Linked DNA regions of Mus musculus: regions 2 and 3 are each linked to region 1. A link is a loop called in an ENCODE intact Hi-C map of the cell type or tissue named here. Cell type or tissue: heart. All regions are shown on one strand. Links, peaks and the distances in the headings refer to the core of each region. The heading gives the core; the rest is flanking DNA.

Evidence for each region. A loop is a pair of places that touch in the nucleus more often than their neighbours do. Peaks named below come from ENCODE experiments on the same cell type or tissue, not always from the same donor. Only the 100,000 strongest peaks of a DNase experiment are listed, where the experiment ranks them.
Region 2: a loop joins it to region 1, with 3 times the contacts of the local background. A loop is called at or near these places in 2 of 42 quality-filtered maps.
Region 3: it touches region 1 in a loop (2.3-fold over the local background); 2 of 42 quality-filtered maps call a loop at or near these places.

Annotation. Positions count from the first base shown.
Region 1 is chr14:73,251,965-73,257,456 of GRCm38, reverse strand. The region is part of intron 17 of Rb1 (RB transcriptional corepressor 1); the gene reads left to right. Among named protein-coding and RNA genes, the nearest start is that of Lpar6, 17 kb to the right of the region's middle. In heart, for the core only: a CTCF peak has its summit at 2,756; no DNase peak of the experiment used is centred there; H3K27ac peaks cover 272 bases.
Region 2 is chr14:73,174,177-73,179,668 of GRCm38, reverse strand. It overlaps Rcbtb2 (regulator of chromosome condensation (RCC1) and BTB (POZ) domain containing protein 2), which reads right to left. Exons shown (of 15, transcript NM_001170694.1): 12 at 5,153-5,279; 13 at 2,535-2,674; 14 at 1,106-1,236. Among named protein-coding and RNA genes, the nearest start is that of Gm52109, 10 kb to the right of the region's middle. In heart, for the core only: no CTCF peak of the experiment used is centred there; no DNase peak of the experiment used is centred there; H3K27ac peaks cover 542 bases.
Region 3 is chr14:73,207,031-73,212,522 of GRCm38, reverse strand. It overlaps Rb1 (RB transcriptional corepressor 1), which reads left to right. Exons shown (of 27, transcript NM_009029.3): 20 at 774-919; 21 at 5,204-5,308. Among named protein-coding and RNA genes, the nearest start is that of Mir687, 2.9 kb to the right of the region's middle. In heart, for the core only: no CTCF peak of the experiment used is centred there; a DNase peak (open chromatin) is centred at 3,072.

The DNA.
Region 1 (5,492 bases), core at 523-4,522:
TTCTTTGTCTGAGTTGCTAATCTCTATGAAAAATGCTCTGTCTGGTGATACATTGTGCAACAGCTGTCTCACGTAGGAAACGTGTTTCAGCTTTCTTCCGTTAATAGCGATATGGCTCTCTCTCCCTTTATTTAGTTTGTAACTTATCTGTGTCATTTTCTTCAAGTGAATGCGTATCGCCCTAAGGCAGTGCATCATTGGATCTTGATCTGGGTTTTTATTGTCATCAGTTGGATAATAATCTTTCTTTGAGACATTTGAAATATTTCATTTCTCTGTCTCTCATCTTCCTCTTTCCTTTTTGTCCCTTCCCCCACTCCTCTATTCTCTCTGATTTTTGTTTGTTGTGTGTTTGTTTTTTTTTGGTTCTTTTGAGGCAGAGTCTCCTGTAACCTGTTTGTGCTGCAGTCATTGTTCAGAACAGTCTTTCTGCCTTGTATCCCAGCTTCTGGGATTATAAGCATGCCACCATGCTCAGCTTCTAGAAGTTTTACATCAGTGTGATTAGTGATATGGCTGGAATTCAATTCTCCTGGTGCTGTCTTCTTAGCTGTCTCTTTGTTCATTTTCCTCCTTTTGGCCTTCTTCTGCATTGAATATTTTAATCCATTTTATCTTCTCTGTAGGCTTACTACTTAGACTCCTTCGTTTTATTTTTTAATTAGTGGTATTAATTTAAGATTTATAACATGTGACCTTAATATCTCAGTCTACCTTTGAATATTATTTTACAACTTTCTGTGTAGTGTAAGGATCTAGCAGCCAGGTATACAGGACACAGTACCTTACTCTGGAGGCAAAGCAGGAAAATTACTTCCATCTAGGAGTTCAAGGCCAGCCTGGGCAGCAGAGTAAAACTTTGTCTTAAAAACAAAATAAATAACGAATTAACTAACATAAAAATAAACAAACAAACAAAAGGAAGGGTGGTGGATAAGAATGGGAAAGAGAAACATTTGAGCAGAATACTTACCATTTGTCTCCCAGCTTTGGGGCTGTTACTGTAATACATATTATCTCACCAGAAGTTATAAAAGCAGTGCACTGGTGTAAGCTCTGCTGTAGCGCATCCGTTCTCTTCCCTCCATCCGCCTTCCTTCCTTTAAGCCCTGGATGGCCTACAACTCTATAAGCCAGGCTGACCTCAATTTCACAGCGATCCACCTGCCTTTGCCTCCAGAGTGTTGGGATTAAAAAAGCATGAAGGACCATGCTAAGCCCATTGCTTGTCTTTTAGAGAAAGAGAGAGAATAAGATATAAATAAAAAATAAAAAATGTGAGCCGGGTGTGGTAGCTCACGCCTTTAATCCCAGCACTCGGGAGGCAGAGGCAGGTGGATTTCTGAGTTGGAGGCCAACCTGGTCTACAAAGTGAGTTCCAGGACAGCCAGGGCTACACAGAGAAACCCTGTCTGGGGGGGGGGGGGGGAGTATTTTTATTTATTTACATGTTTTTCTTTCTGGTGTTCTTTATTTTTCATAGAGATTTAGATTTTCATCTGATTTATTTTCCTTCTTTCTCCAAGAACTTTTTATTCATTCATTTAAATTTTTTTGGGTTCACATCTATCTGTAAGGACTATTTCAACTTTTGTGTGGCTGGAAAAACAGGTCACTTCATGCTTGGAAGCTATTTGACTAAGCAAAGAAATCTAGGTTACAGCTTTCTTTTCCTGTTTAAACAAGCTGCTGTACTGTCTGGGTTTGCCTCCCTTCTGAAGTCACTGTGGTGTTTCTCTGCTGGGGAAGATTTCCTCTTTCTGGCTCCCTGTAAGATTTTCCCCCTATTGTTGGTTCTCATCCGTTTTCCCATAGCATGCCTTTATCTTGTCTCTGCTTTGGGTGTGTGGAAGTGTAGGATGTATCGCTCTTGGACAGCCAGGCCCTTAAGCACAGGTTAGGGTGTTCGTATTGACCTCTCTGCCTTCTCTTTTGAGGTCCCTCTTTTATGTGTATGTTAAGTTGCTTGTGGCTGTTGCCACACCCCTCCTCCTCTTTTAAAGGATGCTTGTGTGAGGTAGTTCATTTTAGAGGTTTCTATAGCTGTACCTTCAAGCTTATTGGTATTTTTCTTCTGAAGTATTTAATCTGCTCTTAATTTTATGTGCATACTAGACACTATATTTTTAACTCTAGAAATTTTTATTTAGATTCCTTTTATATCCCTTTAACAGATTTATGCTCCTTTGCCTTCTTGGACACATGGAACATAGGTGTTTATAACTTTTTAATCATCTAACTGCTTACTCTAATGTCTATTCTTTTTAGATGTGTTCCTATTGACTGATTCTCTCCTTTCTAACAGCCACTTGGTTTTTTTGCCTCTTGGTGATTTGTTTTTTGTTTTGTTTTTCGAGACGGGGTTTCTCTGTGTAGCCCTGGCTGTCCTGGAACTCACTCTGTAGACCAGGCTGGCCTCAAACTCAGAGATCCATCTGCCTCTGCCTCCCAAGTGCTAGGATTAAAGGCGTGCACCACCACTGCCTGGCAGTGATATTTTACTAGACGTTAAATATTGTGAATTTTGCCTTACTGGTTCCTGGATATTTTCATATTCTTAATAATATTCTTGAGTTGTGCTTTGGGACACATTTAAATTGTAAGTAGCTTAATTGTTTTGTACTCCCTCCCCTCCCTCCAGCTTTTTCTTTTTCTTTTTCTCTTCTTTTTTCTTTTTTTGTTTGTTTCTTTCTGATTCCAGAAACTTTTTCTAATTTCCCCCACTATCCAAGAGGTGATCTTGTAAGTACTTTACCTGCTGCTGCCTGTAGATGGATCATAAGCTCGTCTACTGTGGCAGGTAGGAAGCAGTTTGGACTCCAGCAGTGCCTCTGCTCCCCCAGGGCTTCTTCGTCTTTAGTCCTGGGGAGTTATCTCATGGGTGTGGACTGCTGTGCCCCAGCTGAAGTGGGTCTCCACAGACCTGCTCAGCTCTGTTGTGTGAATCCTGTCCCCTCAGTGCTGTTGACTTGTGTTTGTTGGGAGCCAGTGGGTTTCCATTCCCATCATTGTCTGTCGGTGTTTCGGCTAGGATACTTTCCCTGCAGTGGGCTGCAGCATGCTGTCTCATGGGACTCTCGTGGGCCTTTGTCCTGCTGCTCACCATTTGAGAACTGTTTTTTTGTTTTGTTTTGTTTTGTTTTGTTTTGTTTTGATTTATTTATTTATTTATTTATTTATTTATTTATTTATTTATTTCAGTTTTGTAGTTGTTTAAAACCACAAAATCTGGTTCTTGTTCTCCAGCAGGGCTGTCAGTTTCTAAGTGAAAGGCTTCATGATTGGTGAGATCCATATAACTATGATGTCGAAGTCCCTGAGGACTGTTTAGGACAGTGTTTCTGTGGGGGCTGTTCTGGAGTACAGCTGACTCTGTGGAGACACCGAAGTGCTAGTAGTTCATTATTTCCTCTTAATACTATCTAGAAAACCACAAGAAAGTTGTGTCTGTAAATACTGACAGACGTGGCTGACTCAGTCACCAAACACAAGGGAGTTTGCTTATGCAGCTAATTTGATTACTATGTTCTTATACATTAGTTTTGATCACTATACTCTTACATATAAAGGTTAAACATTTTTCTTGTCAGTTCTTTCCCCAGATATTACATGAAGCACAGTATTATACACCAGTACTATGGTAGTAAGTGACTCAGCCTGTTTGAGTCCTGATTTGGTAGCAAACTCACAAACAGATTTTTGAGATGTTTTGGTATCTTTTGAAAAGTCAGTGTTGACAGGAAGTGAACACAAAAGGGAGAAAAGCCTGTGGCTCTGTAAAAGCCAAGGAAGGAGCCAAAGAAAGAACCTGTATTGTCTGGTTCCGTGGTGAATCATTAACCTCTGGTGCACTGGGCACAAAGGTTGCGTGCCTGCCTGTGCTATTGGCTGTGAAACAATACGCTGGCTTTTTTTTTTTTTTTTTCTTTTTAAGTTACAGTTTACAAAGAATTGTGCCTTACAGGAAAACAATTGAATTGTGAGATAATGATTACTTGACTTAGTAACTTTTAAAACTGTGGGTTAGGACAATGACACAGCGCAGGCCATGTTGACAGTTACACAAGAACCAGGGGACTGGAATGTGATTTTTTTCTACCATGTGATTTTTTTTTCTTAAAATCAATTCTTTCTGAAAACATATCTTACCATGATCCATTTTCTCTTTAATATCACACCTCTATTTTCCACAATTCACTGTTATGGTCTTGGGTAACTTGGGAGACTTGACTTCACAGTCAAAGTGAAAAATATTTTATTTTGTTCAGAATACATTGTTGATACTGGCTGAAATAGGGCTCAGGGATATTCTAGGTTGTGTGTCTCTGACAAAAAGAATTACTTCATAGTTTCTAAATTATTTAAGAAAAGCCCTTTTTTTTTCCCAAGACAATACCGGGCCCTCATTTTCCTCTTCTTCTTTACTTCCTTTCTCCTTCTTTCTGCATATCAGCCATTTGGAAAGAACTGCAGTTGCCCAAGTGAAAGAAACAAAACATGAGAAATAGCCCCAAGCCTCCAAGGAACTTGTGATCTAGTAGAGAAGTGAATTACAGTGCTGTGCTGAGCTATGGCAAAAAAAAAAAGGAAAAAAGGAAGGAGGAAAGAGGGAGGGAAGGAAGGAAGATGACAGACCAGTAAGAGTCAAACTAGTGAGCACACATGGATGAGAGACTGCTTACAACAGATTTGGGAATGTGCAGCGATCGAGGATATGAAGGTGGCCCTAACAGTTACCTAAAACCCAGCATTCAAAAGCTGCAGCAGCAGTTTGTTTTCTGAGTTCTAGGCAGGCCTAGGTCACAGAAGGAGACCCTATATTCACAAACTAATGCACAAAGCAACCCCTCTGCAAATTACTCCTGATGAAGATGAAAAGCCAGCCATGAGTAAAAAGGAGGTATTTTATACAAGGGAAGACAGCAGACAATTTTCTGCAGTAGCTTTGTGTGCTAGTGGGGTGGGAGGGTTCTTGGAACAGTCTGTGCCTCCTTCTCTCACAAAGCCTGCTTTAGTACTTTTGCTCTCACGCTGACGATGCCATTGCAGACATGATTATGTTAGTGCACTGGAGGACTCATTCACTAAAGATTGCTACAGGCTTTTGTGTTTGCTTTTTTAGTTGTATTAGATTATATGTGTGAGTGTTTTGCTTATGTGTGTATATATATACCACTTGTGTGCCTCATGCCTGTAGAGATCAAAAGAAAACATCAAGTCCTCTGGAACTGGAGGTTCATAGGTGCTAGGAACTGAACTGGGTTTTCTACAAGAACATCCAGTGCTCTAACCATTGACCCATCTCTCCAGCCCCAAATGTTACACTTTTTAAACCAGTACTTGTCCTCTTTTCTCACAAGCGGGTACTTATTTCTCAGTGTTTTGGTATCTTACTGTTGCTTGAATTTTGGGAGTCAAAACCTATGCTCTGGAATCTTAAGAAAGCTACCTGTCTCCAATAAACAAGGAATAAGTAATAGTAAAATACAGAG
Region 2 (5,492 bases), core at 666-4,665, 78 kb after region 1:
GTGAGATCTGCCTCAAAATAAACAAGACAGCTGGGGATCTAGCTCAGAGGTCAGCTCTTGCCTGGCTAGTACAAAGGTCTAAAATTCAATGTGTAGAACCACAAAACAAAGTTTTTAATAGAAAGTAAAGGAAGGCGGACTGAGCTCTGCCCTGGGGTGCTGGGGGCAGCCAGGCCCATGGACAGAACAGTCATATAGTCTGCTCCCTGCATTGTTTCCTCCGCAGACTTAGAATCCCCTACATAAGCATGTTACTGTTTACCAAAAAGGAAAAGGGCACTCCGTCTTTACCAGTCTCCCTCACTAATCTATTTTTTAAAGTCAGTGGGGAGGGAGGCTATCCTATGCCAAGAGGAAGCTGACTCCAAGCAGCTATGGCCTGTTTCCTACTGATTCAGCTCTAAATTAAGGCTCTTTCCTTTCTTTATCGTGACAATTCACAGCCACTGCAGAAAGTTCAGGAAGAGAGCAAGGAGAAGGAAATACAAACCACGTCTGATCGCCCCGTGCGAGTATGTGCTCTTTAAGGACAGAATCATCTCCTGCTTCTCTCATTCATTATGTTTGCCATTCGTTCTTTGGTTCATTTTTCTCCCAGTCAAACTGCCCATATTTTCTTTTCATTTTTTTCTATGAAGAACTTGCTTTATTGTATGTTATGAAAACATTTTCTCAATGTGTCATTTAACTTACTTGTGAATTTATGTGTGTGTGTGTGCTTGTCCATGGTGCATGTCACAGCACATGTATGGAGCTTGTCCATGGTGCATGTCACAGCACATGTATGGAGCTTGTCCATGGTGCATGTCACAGCACATGTATGGAGCTCGGGGACAATTTGGAGACAGTTCTCTCCTTCCATATGTGGGTCCTGAACTCACACTGTGAGGCTCGGCCTGAGAGTCATTTCATGCTTGATGTAGAAAGATTTTAATCACTGGAAATTAGGTCTCCTGGCCTTTCACAGTGTCTTCTTCTAATGTTCCTGAGACACGTTTGATGCCATTATAGTCACATAAGTTCTCTAAGACTTTATTTCTGTATGTTCCATTTTCATCTAGCTACACGTTACTTTTAGTGGCTCACTGGAAGATGCTTTTCTTACCTGGGCATCATACTTGACAGCAGCAGAGAGCAGAGCAATAGCATTCTCCTCACAGATTCCTTGCTTGATAGTTTGTTGACAGAGCTTTTTCAACCGAGTCTCACTGTAAAATGTAGCCAGATCTAGCAACCCTGATGGAAAGGAGAATGTATTGTGGGTGCGCTCTGAGCGCCTGACCATTGAGGTGCAGTGCTCAGAGGGCTGTGAAGGGCTTCCATCCGTCGGGCAAAATGAGCTCTGCAACTCTGAAGCCGCCTTCACAGCACCCCGGGAAGACAGCTGAGCTGAGCTGACACTGACAACGGATAGGAGTTAACATCAGAATGGCTTGAATAATTTTTCCTAGAAATGAAACAGGTTTGTGTTTCTCTGAATTCCCCTCTCCTGGGTCAGCAGAATCTTTGGAGGCCACGCCCACCAGCACACATGTTGTCACGGAATTAAAAAGAAAGCCGGTTGGGTTGGGAGTGGGCAGTGACACAGTGCACAAGCTCAGCAGGCCAAGCCTGCCTTCAGTTCCAGCACCAGATAACACAAAGGAATCCCCTGTCGTGGGCACATCTGCCTCCTGTCCTCCAACCCATCTTTCTGCCCCGCTTCGCTTCAGCATCACTCCTGGAGAGCAGTCTCTCAGAGAGCAGTCTCATTAGCTGTCGCTCTCACTTGCCACTGTCTGAAGCTGCCCCACGGTTGAGTCTTCCCACACATAAATGGGCTTCACTGTGCCAAATTCAAAGACTGATCTGGAGTCCTCTTATTCAATACTCACCCAGAGTGTACTGTGGGGACATACATGCTCTGACCCCGGGCACTCTGTTACTTGCTAATGTTTCTTTTCTCTTTAATCAGTGGCTCTTCTTTTGTTCTCTTGGCTAGGCTATTTTCCCTGGGCATGACCTGGTCTTCAACCCTCACATTCTTATTCATTGATTTCTCCAAATGAAAAAAAAAATCTATTACCTATATAATAGATTTCAGATTGTGAAATGTTTAACTGAGTTACCTAAAATGCCCACTTTCACAGCCGAGTGTAGCAGACATGGCCTTGATCTACTCTGGGGCAATGACAAAGAGATCTTCTAGGGCTCTGCATTCACAGACAAGATTCGCCATCTGCCCTTCCTTCCATGCTTGCCTGTGATGCTCCAGTGGTGATCGATGTTGACCTCTTACTAGAGCTACCCACTCAACCTTCATATGTAGTAGTGACAAGGGAAGTCTGCGTTCTGGGCCTGAGGGTGTAGCTCAGTGGCAGAGTCTGAGAAAAGGCAAATGCTACATCCAAGGACCAAAAAGAGAAAAGCGCAGGCTCAACATCACCAGAAGAGCTCCTGCAAACATCGCAGTGTCTGTCTCCTGGCCTGGAAAGAAGCCACCTTCCTAATTATTCAACATTTGCCAACTTGGTGGTAAGGTCTCTGATGATTACCTACTGCCTCCTCAGGAGATAGGCTGATGTTATCTGTGTATAGATACTCCAGGAAAGCTCGGAACACAGGATACGAAAACTCGCTCATTTCTACAATATCGTCTTCACTGTCTTCTAATGAAGAACGAAAATGTTCACACCTGAAAGAAGAAAGGAAGATCATAGCCCAGGTTCTAGACTGGAGTCAAGGGACTACCTGAGGACTTTCTCTTGAAGCTGTATACCTTTCCTGTTTGCTAGTCTGTCAAAACTTGGTCCCAGGGTAGCAATAATAGGAGGTGGTAGAACCTTTAAGAGGTAGGGTTAGAGAAGGGAACTTAGTGTGGGGTCTATCACTGGGGCAATGCACTGAAGGGGACTTATGGAGACCAAGCTCCTCTTTGACCCCTGATTTGTGACAGTAGTAGGGTGGTTCCAGTAGGCAGTTCCCACCAAGATATGGTGCTTTTCAGGAGGCCCCAAACAAAACCTCCAAATCAACCCCAAGCCAGGGTAAGCTTTCAAGCTGGAGTTACAGTTCAGCCGCACCAAGTAAGCAAATAACCTTTATGTCAGTTACTTATCTCAGGCATTTTCGTACAGGCACAGAACACTGCCAAAAACCTTGTCATTGCCTTGGCTCCTTGCTTTTCAATTGCCTAATCGGCAAGACTGCAAATGCAGCCTGCTGCTGCTGCTGCTGCTGCTGCTGCAGGTGGCCCAGGCATCTGACTCTACATTGCAGCCTACTGCTGCTGCTGTGGGCGGCCCAGCAGCTGACTTTACAATGCAGCCTGCTGGACTGGGGGAGACGGGGGATCTCTGGCCTCCTTCTCACACTGTCTTTACTGATAAGTATTGTTTTTATAACTGATTAATTATGTCTCTTTACTCCATTCTGTCTGAATTATGTCCCTAAAAGTTCCTAGTAACCGACAATGTGAACTTATGTGAAGACAGGCTCTTTACAAAAATCATCATAAGCCAAGTCACTGTGGTAGACCCCAAGGCAATCAGACAAAGGAGAAGCCTGGGACACAGGCAGACTCGGAGAATGCTACGTGTCATGCCTCAGAAAGAGGAAGATTGCCACAGACCACCACAAGCTCAAGTGTAGGCCTGGTTCTTCTCCCTGCCTCAGAGAAAACACCATACTGCTCATATGATAAAGTGCGTTGTCATGGTGTAGGCTGAGCGTGTTCAGTGTTTGCTCTGTCACAGTAAACTAAACCCCCATTTCCTTCGTGAAAGTAGAGGCTCCGTGGTGAGAGTGAACCAGGTGGCACTATGTGACCTTTCAGAATGGGAACTTGAGACCAAAATACCATATTGGGTTTCTGAGTCACGGAAAGAGGGTTTCAATATCTTTGACACAGTGGCAACACAGTCCCAGATCATCATGTTAGGAAGGAAAGAGGCAGGCAGGAAAGAAGAGATGCTATATAATTTCATACATATGAGCTTCTAGAACATGCGTAGTGTGTATGAAAGGAAAAAATCATTGGCTGCTCAGTATGGGACTTAGGATCTTTGGGGAAGGACAGATTTTTCTATCTGAAGGTAGGGTGGTGGCTTCATAGACTGTGACATGGAACAAAGATAAGGTGAATATCATGCACTGCTCACATAAATAAATGTAATTTATTTACATTTATAAATGTAAATGTAAGAAGTGTGATTTAAAACATTTTTGTGTTGGCATCACCCAGGTCCTTCTTGGTCTGGAAAAACCACTTTTTTTTTTCTCCAGCATGGCTGTATCCGAATCCAGCTGTGTTCAGGACTGTCTGTAGGGCTGTCTGCAGGGCTGTGTTCAGGGCTGTCTGCAGACCTGTGTTCAGGGCTATCTGCAGGGCTGTCTGCAGGCCTGTGTTCAGGGCTGTCTGCAGGGCTATCTACAGGGCTGTGTTCAGGGCTGTCTGCAGGGCTATCTGCAGGGCTGTGTTCAGAGCTATCTGCAGTGCTGTGTTCAGGACTGTCTGCAAGGCTGTGTTCAGGGCTGTGTTCAAGACTGTCTGCAGGGCTGTGTTCAGGGCTGTCTGCAGGGCTGTGTTCAGGGCTGCCTGCAGGGCTGTGTTCAGGGCTGTCTGCAGGGCTGTGTTCAGGGCTGTCTGCAGTGCTGTGTTCAGGGCTGTCTGCAGGGCTGTCTGCAGGGCTGTGTTCAGGCCCCAGGCAGTAAAGTTAAATCAGAGCATCTGGCTCTGTTCCAAGGGCAAAACTTATTTATTCAGCACTAAGCTACAGCCAGAACTTCCATGGCTTATTCCCTGAACAAACCCAGTACTTGTGGCCCACCTTGCCTTCCACATCTTGTCTCATTCCCCCACTCCTACCCCATTGACACTGTGTGCTTTAAGGGCACAAACAGCCTCATCAGAGCTGCCTCTTAATTACTCAAGTGTCTGGCACAGTTCCCTTACTCAAGAGTCAGGATATCTGAAGTGATTGATAAATGAATTAATTTCACTCCTCAAAAGAGACCAGCTCTTACGAATTATTTTAAACATCTATTTAGTGTGACATACACCCACAACAGCAGGCATGTAGAGGACATGAATGGGAGCCAGCTCTATCTGCCTACCCACCATCTGGGTCCCAGGGATCATTAGACACTCTTGCCCACAGAGGCCCACTCTTACCTAATTTTGAGAAGGACTTTGTGAGCATAAATGTATTTTCCATCAACCAGAAACTTGAGGTCTGCAGTGTCAGGGTTGTCAAACTCCCTCTTCAGAGACTCGGCCACAGTGAGGTGGTCGTCAGGTTCTAAGGGAAAGCAACACAGTGCTTCTGGGTTCAGTCATAGTTGAACATGACGGCAAGGAGGAGGCCCCTACTCGCTGGGCATTCCAGAAATGCTGAATCCCCCAAACAACTGACAGCTATACAAGGCTTTTGCCTCTGGGTATGGATTCACGCCTTTGAACATTCATTGTAAACTTGCCAAAGCCAAAAATGTTCCCAACTGTTTCACTAACT
Region 3 (5,492 bases), core at 666-4,665, 45 kb after region 1:
GCAAGTCTTTAAAGGAACAGCTTGAACCATGAGTAAATGTATAAAATTCAGATTCCTTCTCTCAGAAGTTGTATTTGTAGTGGTACTCTTAAACTAAATTTCTGTCACATCATTTTGCACCAGTACAGTTTATAATTTTCAAGTTTATGTTCCACTGATATTTATATAAAAATGCATGGTAAGAGCTTTTCTTTTAGGATTGGGAAAGAGAATAATCACTTGCAATTCCATTATTTAAAAATAATGTCTCTAATATTGTTTTTTAGGTTTTTTTTTTTTTCTTTTTTGGTTTTTCGAGACAATGTTTCTCTATATAACCCTGGCTGTCCTGGAACTCACTCTGTAGACCAGGCTGGCCTCGAACTCAGAAATCCGCCTGCCTCTGCCTCCCAAGTGCTGGGATTAAAGGCGTGTGCCACCACCATCCTCCCGGCTCTAAAATTGTTAATGGAAATTTCCAACACCTATGCTGAATAATTACCGACAGAACCAAAGGAAATCGTATTTTGTCTGTCTGATTTCACAAGATCATATGACCTTTCCCTTCTGCCTTGGTTTCATAATTTAATAGCTAATTCAGCAAGTATTACTGAGCCTTGTGTATGGAATGCTGCTAATACTAGGGGTCATTTATTTAAGGAAAACAGCCTTGGAGGTTAGGCTATTGTTTAAATGCTACTTACAATAGTATAAAGGAATTTAATGTTTCAAAAAAAAATCCCCTCATAATTGAGAATGGACAGTAAGCAGGCCCTTTCACCTTCTGTCTGCAGTGTACCGTCTAGCATATCTCCGACTAAATACACTCTGTGCACGCCTTCTGTCTGACCACCCAGAGCTAGAGCACATCATCTGGACTCTGTTTCAGCATACATTGCAAAATGAGTATGAGCTCATGAGAGACCGACATTTGGACCAGGTAAGAAAAGCAGTCACTTCCCCATCGTTTCTTCCTGCTCATAGTTGACTGTGTGCTATATATCACATTCAAGTGACCATCTACATTAGCTTAGTAGTATATATTACCATACATTGTATAACATACATAGAGTTCCTTGTTGAATACCATTTATATTTTTTATATAGCTTTTACAAATTAGAGGTATATATTTTAATAACTATTTAATGACACAAACATTTAACCTTTTCTGTATTGTGATAAGCTAGATTTCATTTTACTGTGGAAATGACATGAGCCAGAGACCAGCCAGCTATCTAACCAGGAGATATGGTGTATGCCTGTAATCACAACTATTCTTGAGAGGCTGACTCACAAATTTGAGGACTTGCCAGCACTACATGTTAAGTTCAAGACCACTCTGGCCACTTAGTGAGACTCTGTCTCAAAATTCAATAATAAAAAAGCTGGTGTTGTAGTTCAGTGGTGAAGCATTTGCCTGTCATACACAGAGCACTGGTGCTCTGATCCTAGTAACAAAAAATGATTTACAGCCGGGTGGTGGTGGTGCACGCCTTTAATCCCAGCACTCGGGAGGCAGAGACAGGCGGATTTCTGAGTTCGAGGCCAGCCTGGTCTACAAAGTGAGTTCCAGGACAACCAGGGCTACACAGAGAAACCCTGTCTTGAAACAAACAAACAAACAAACAAACAAAAACAACAACAACAAAAAAAGATTTACAAAGAATCAGAGACTCCAAAACAGGAATGTGGGGAGGGGAAGGAAAGTGGGGCTTATAAACAGAATAATTCCTCCTAGCTTCCTTTTTCTTCTTAAAGGGGATAAAAAACATTTAGAGGAGTGTGTGCAGTTTATCAAAGCATACATTTTTAAATGTATAGTTCAGTGATTTAGTATATTTGTAGAGTTGTAAAACTACTAACACAATCTATTTTATTTAAACCATTTTCTCACACCAAAGAGAAACTCTGTTGTCTCTAAGAGTCCTCAACAACATAAATCTACTTTCTTTTTCTGTAGATTTGTCGAATCTGAACATTTTATGTAAATAGAATCATATGTAATTTCATATTTAGGGTGTGTGTGTGTGTGTGTGTGTGCGCGCGCGCGCACGTGTGTGCAGGTGTGCAGGGTAGGGTCCTGACTGAGTTCTATGACCTTGCAAATCCTAGGCAAATGTTCTTCCACTGAACTTCGTCCCCAGCCTTGAGTGTGGATGGCTTCTTTATAGAGCACAGGTTCAAGGTTCATCTGTGTTGTAGTTTCTGTCACATACTACATTATGTTTATAATTCATCAGTTGATAGAAACTGGATTATTTCTTCTTTGATGTATTATGAATAATGTCAATATTCATATATAAGGTTTGTAAAACATGTTTTTATTTTTCTATGTATATGTAAGTAAAATTTCTGGGTCATATGTTAAATCTTTAACCTTTTTGAGAAATGGCAGGGATATTTTCTAAAATGGCTTTACCAATTTATGTTTTATTTTTAAAGATTTATTATTTTTAAGTGTGTGTGGGAGGGTGTTTCTATGTGTAGGTACATGCATGTTTACAGTATCTGTGAAGGCCAGAGACATTGGGTCCCCTGGGGCTGGATCATAGGCATATGTAGCTGGTAGCTAATGATAGCGAACATCTGCTTTAGAGAAGTGTGTGTTAAAATCCTTTCTGAAAAGACAGCAAGAGTCTTCCTCACTGAGCGTGGCGGTGTGCAAACAGACCTCAAACTCACAGAGCTCTGCCTAAGTCTGCCCCTCAGTTCTGGAATTAAAGGCACAGCCACCACAACAGGCGGCAATGATTTAAAAAAAAAATATGTTCTGTATATATCTTTTTCTATGAAATATGTGTTTTGAAAATGTTTTATCCTCTGAGAAACTTCAGGTCATCTTTGGTTTGTTTTTTGTTTTGTTTTTTGCTTCTTTTTTTTTTGTTGTTGTTGGTGGTGATGGTTGGTTGTTTTGGCTACTGGTATTTTGATGTATGAACAAAAACATTGTCAAGTTTGGAGGCATCAAGACCTCATTTTTCCCAAGAGCTTTGTGCTCTTAGTTTTCTGTTTCAGTTTCAATCCACTTTGACTTAGTTTTGCAAGAGGGCAGGGGAGGACTTCTCCCTCCAGTTGTTCCAGCACAGGAGCCCCACCCCCCTCTTTCCTCTCACTCTTTCTCCTTGGTGTGAATCCAGGGCCTCTTACTTTGTGGCAAACACTTCACTGAGCTATGCCCATTCCCACACCATCTCTTGAAATGCATCCTTTTTTTTTATTATTATTCTTTTTCTTTTTCTCTGTTGACAGCTGTTGAAAGTCTATTGATTTTTTTTTTTTTTTAGTGTACACATGTTTATTCCTGAGACTCATTTCCAGTCTGTTATCTATGTAGCTATTTTGGTGAGAATACACTGTCTTAGTTACTATAGCATTCCAATTTTTTGGAATAAAGAGACACAATTGTACTTTGTTCTTTTTGCAAGATCAATTTAACTGTCCTGAAACTTAAATTTCCATGTGAGTTTTAGGACTGACTTGTCATTTTCTCTGAAGATTTTGAAAGAAAGTTCACGGGCTAATGTGTCAGTTTGGGGGATGTCACATGTAGCATGAAGTCTTCAATCCATACGGAGGATGCGGCTCCTTCCCATCCTTCCAGGCTTTAATTTCTTTCAATAATAGTTTATAGTTTTCAGAATACAAGTCTTACATTTATTTTTTTAAAGATTTATTTACTTATTATAAGTAAGTACACTGTAGCCGTCTTCAGATACTCCACTCCACAAAAGGGAATCAGATCTCATTACAGATGGTTGTGAGTCATCATATGGTTGCTGGGATTTGAACTCAGGACCTTCAGAAGAGCAGTTGGTGCTCTTAACTGCTGAGCCATCTCTCCAGCCCCTTACATTTATTTTATTAACTATACTCCTATGTATTCTATTCTCTTTAATAATAAAGGAAATTATTTTTATTTCATTGTTTTGTTGATCTGTGTGATTTTTGTATCAGCAAAGTATTAGCTTCATACAGATAGTTGGGAACTTCTAATTTCAGAAGAACTTTTTAAGAATTGATATTGATATTGAGTCTTTTTCTTCTTGGAATTTTGCTGAATTCACCAATGAGGTCCCATAGGTATGGGGATTTGTGTGTGTGTGTGTGTGTGTGTGTGAACACTTACTGTTTAGTAATTCAAAATTAGCTTTTTTACTTTTCAGTCGATATTGGCATCTGCATAACTTGAGGAACTTAGTGTCATCTTAGTTCTTTTAGTGGTGCATAATTTTCATAATATTCTCATATAATCCTCTTATTTCAGTAAGACTGGTAATGTTCCCAACAAGAATGATATTTTAAACAAAAACATAATTATAACTTAACATGTATTTGGATGTATAAGCTGCAGTACACTGTGTTTTTAAATAGATAGCTATTATTTTATGTTCCTGCCACTTTCTATAAAAGGGAAACCCAGATTCCTAGAGATTTTTTTTTTTTGCAATTCCGAGTTTTATGAGTGAAACGTGAAGATATTAAAGTAGAAGAAGACTATCAGTTGGTCTGTCGTCATCAGTGGCGCTCGGTGGGAAGCTCAGTCATCACACACTGAGCAGGGGTGGGGATAGAAACCTTTGCTCAGAGCAGATGGAAGCAAAAATGGTACAGAAATGACCAACACTTGAACTAGACCAAAAAAGCCGTTTTAAAAATTGATATTTAAGGCCCCAGGGAATCATTTTCAAATCTTAGTTTTACATTTTAAATGTTGTTTTATTGAAAGATACCATATAGAAAATCCATTTATCATAAGGATATGTTCTGATGAAAATTGAGCAACAAAACAGATCCAGCCTACATTCAGATCACAGATCACAACACCATGAGCAATGTAAGGTCTGTCAGCAGCACTTTCTTACTCCCTAGATTATTACATGTCACTTCAGTTGATAGCTTGAAACTTTTCACACAGCCTTAAAACAGTATTCATCATACAATTAGCTTGTTCTAAGAGTTTCAATACTTTTGATATATACTAAAGAACTGAAGCCAAAGTCAGGGTACTTTACAAACTTGGTAGTCAGTCATGAGTAATTGAGTTAGCTGCTTGCATTTTGTTCTGTAAATACAAATGTTTTGATTAAATACCTTATGTAGACTTTTGAACAGCTCAGAATAAGGGGAAAACTCAGAAGAAATTAAATTTCCTTCTTTTAATAATACTTAAAAGAGCCAGGTGAGGTAGTATGGTCCCTCATGCCTCTGTCACTCGCTTGCTAGATTATGATGTGCTCTATGTATGGCATCTGCAAGGTGAAGAACATCGACCTCAAGTTCAAAATCATCGTCACTGCCTACAAGGATCTTCCTCACGCTGCCCAGGAGGTAGGTAGCCGCTCATGGTAAGACTGAAAAATAAATCAGTATTCATAGTTTACTTCAGTTGTTAAATAGAGATCATATATCCTTATTTACTTCTTTAGTGTTGGTTAATTATTTGTAACTGAAGTATAATTATAAAACTATGGCAAACTATGAAATCCAAATCTTCATAAATAGTACTATATTT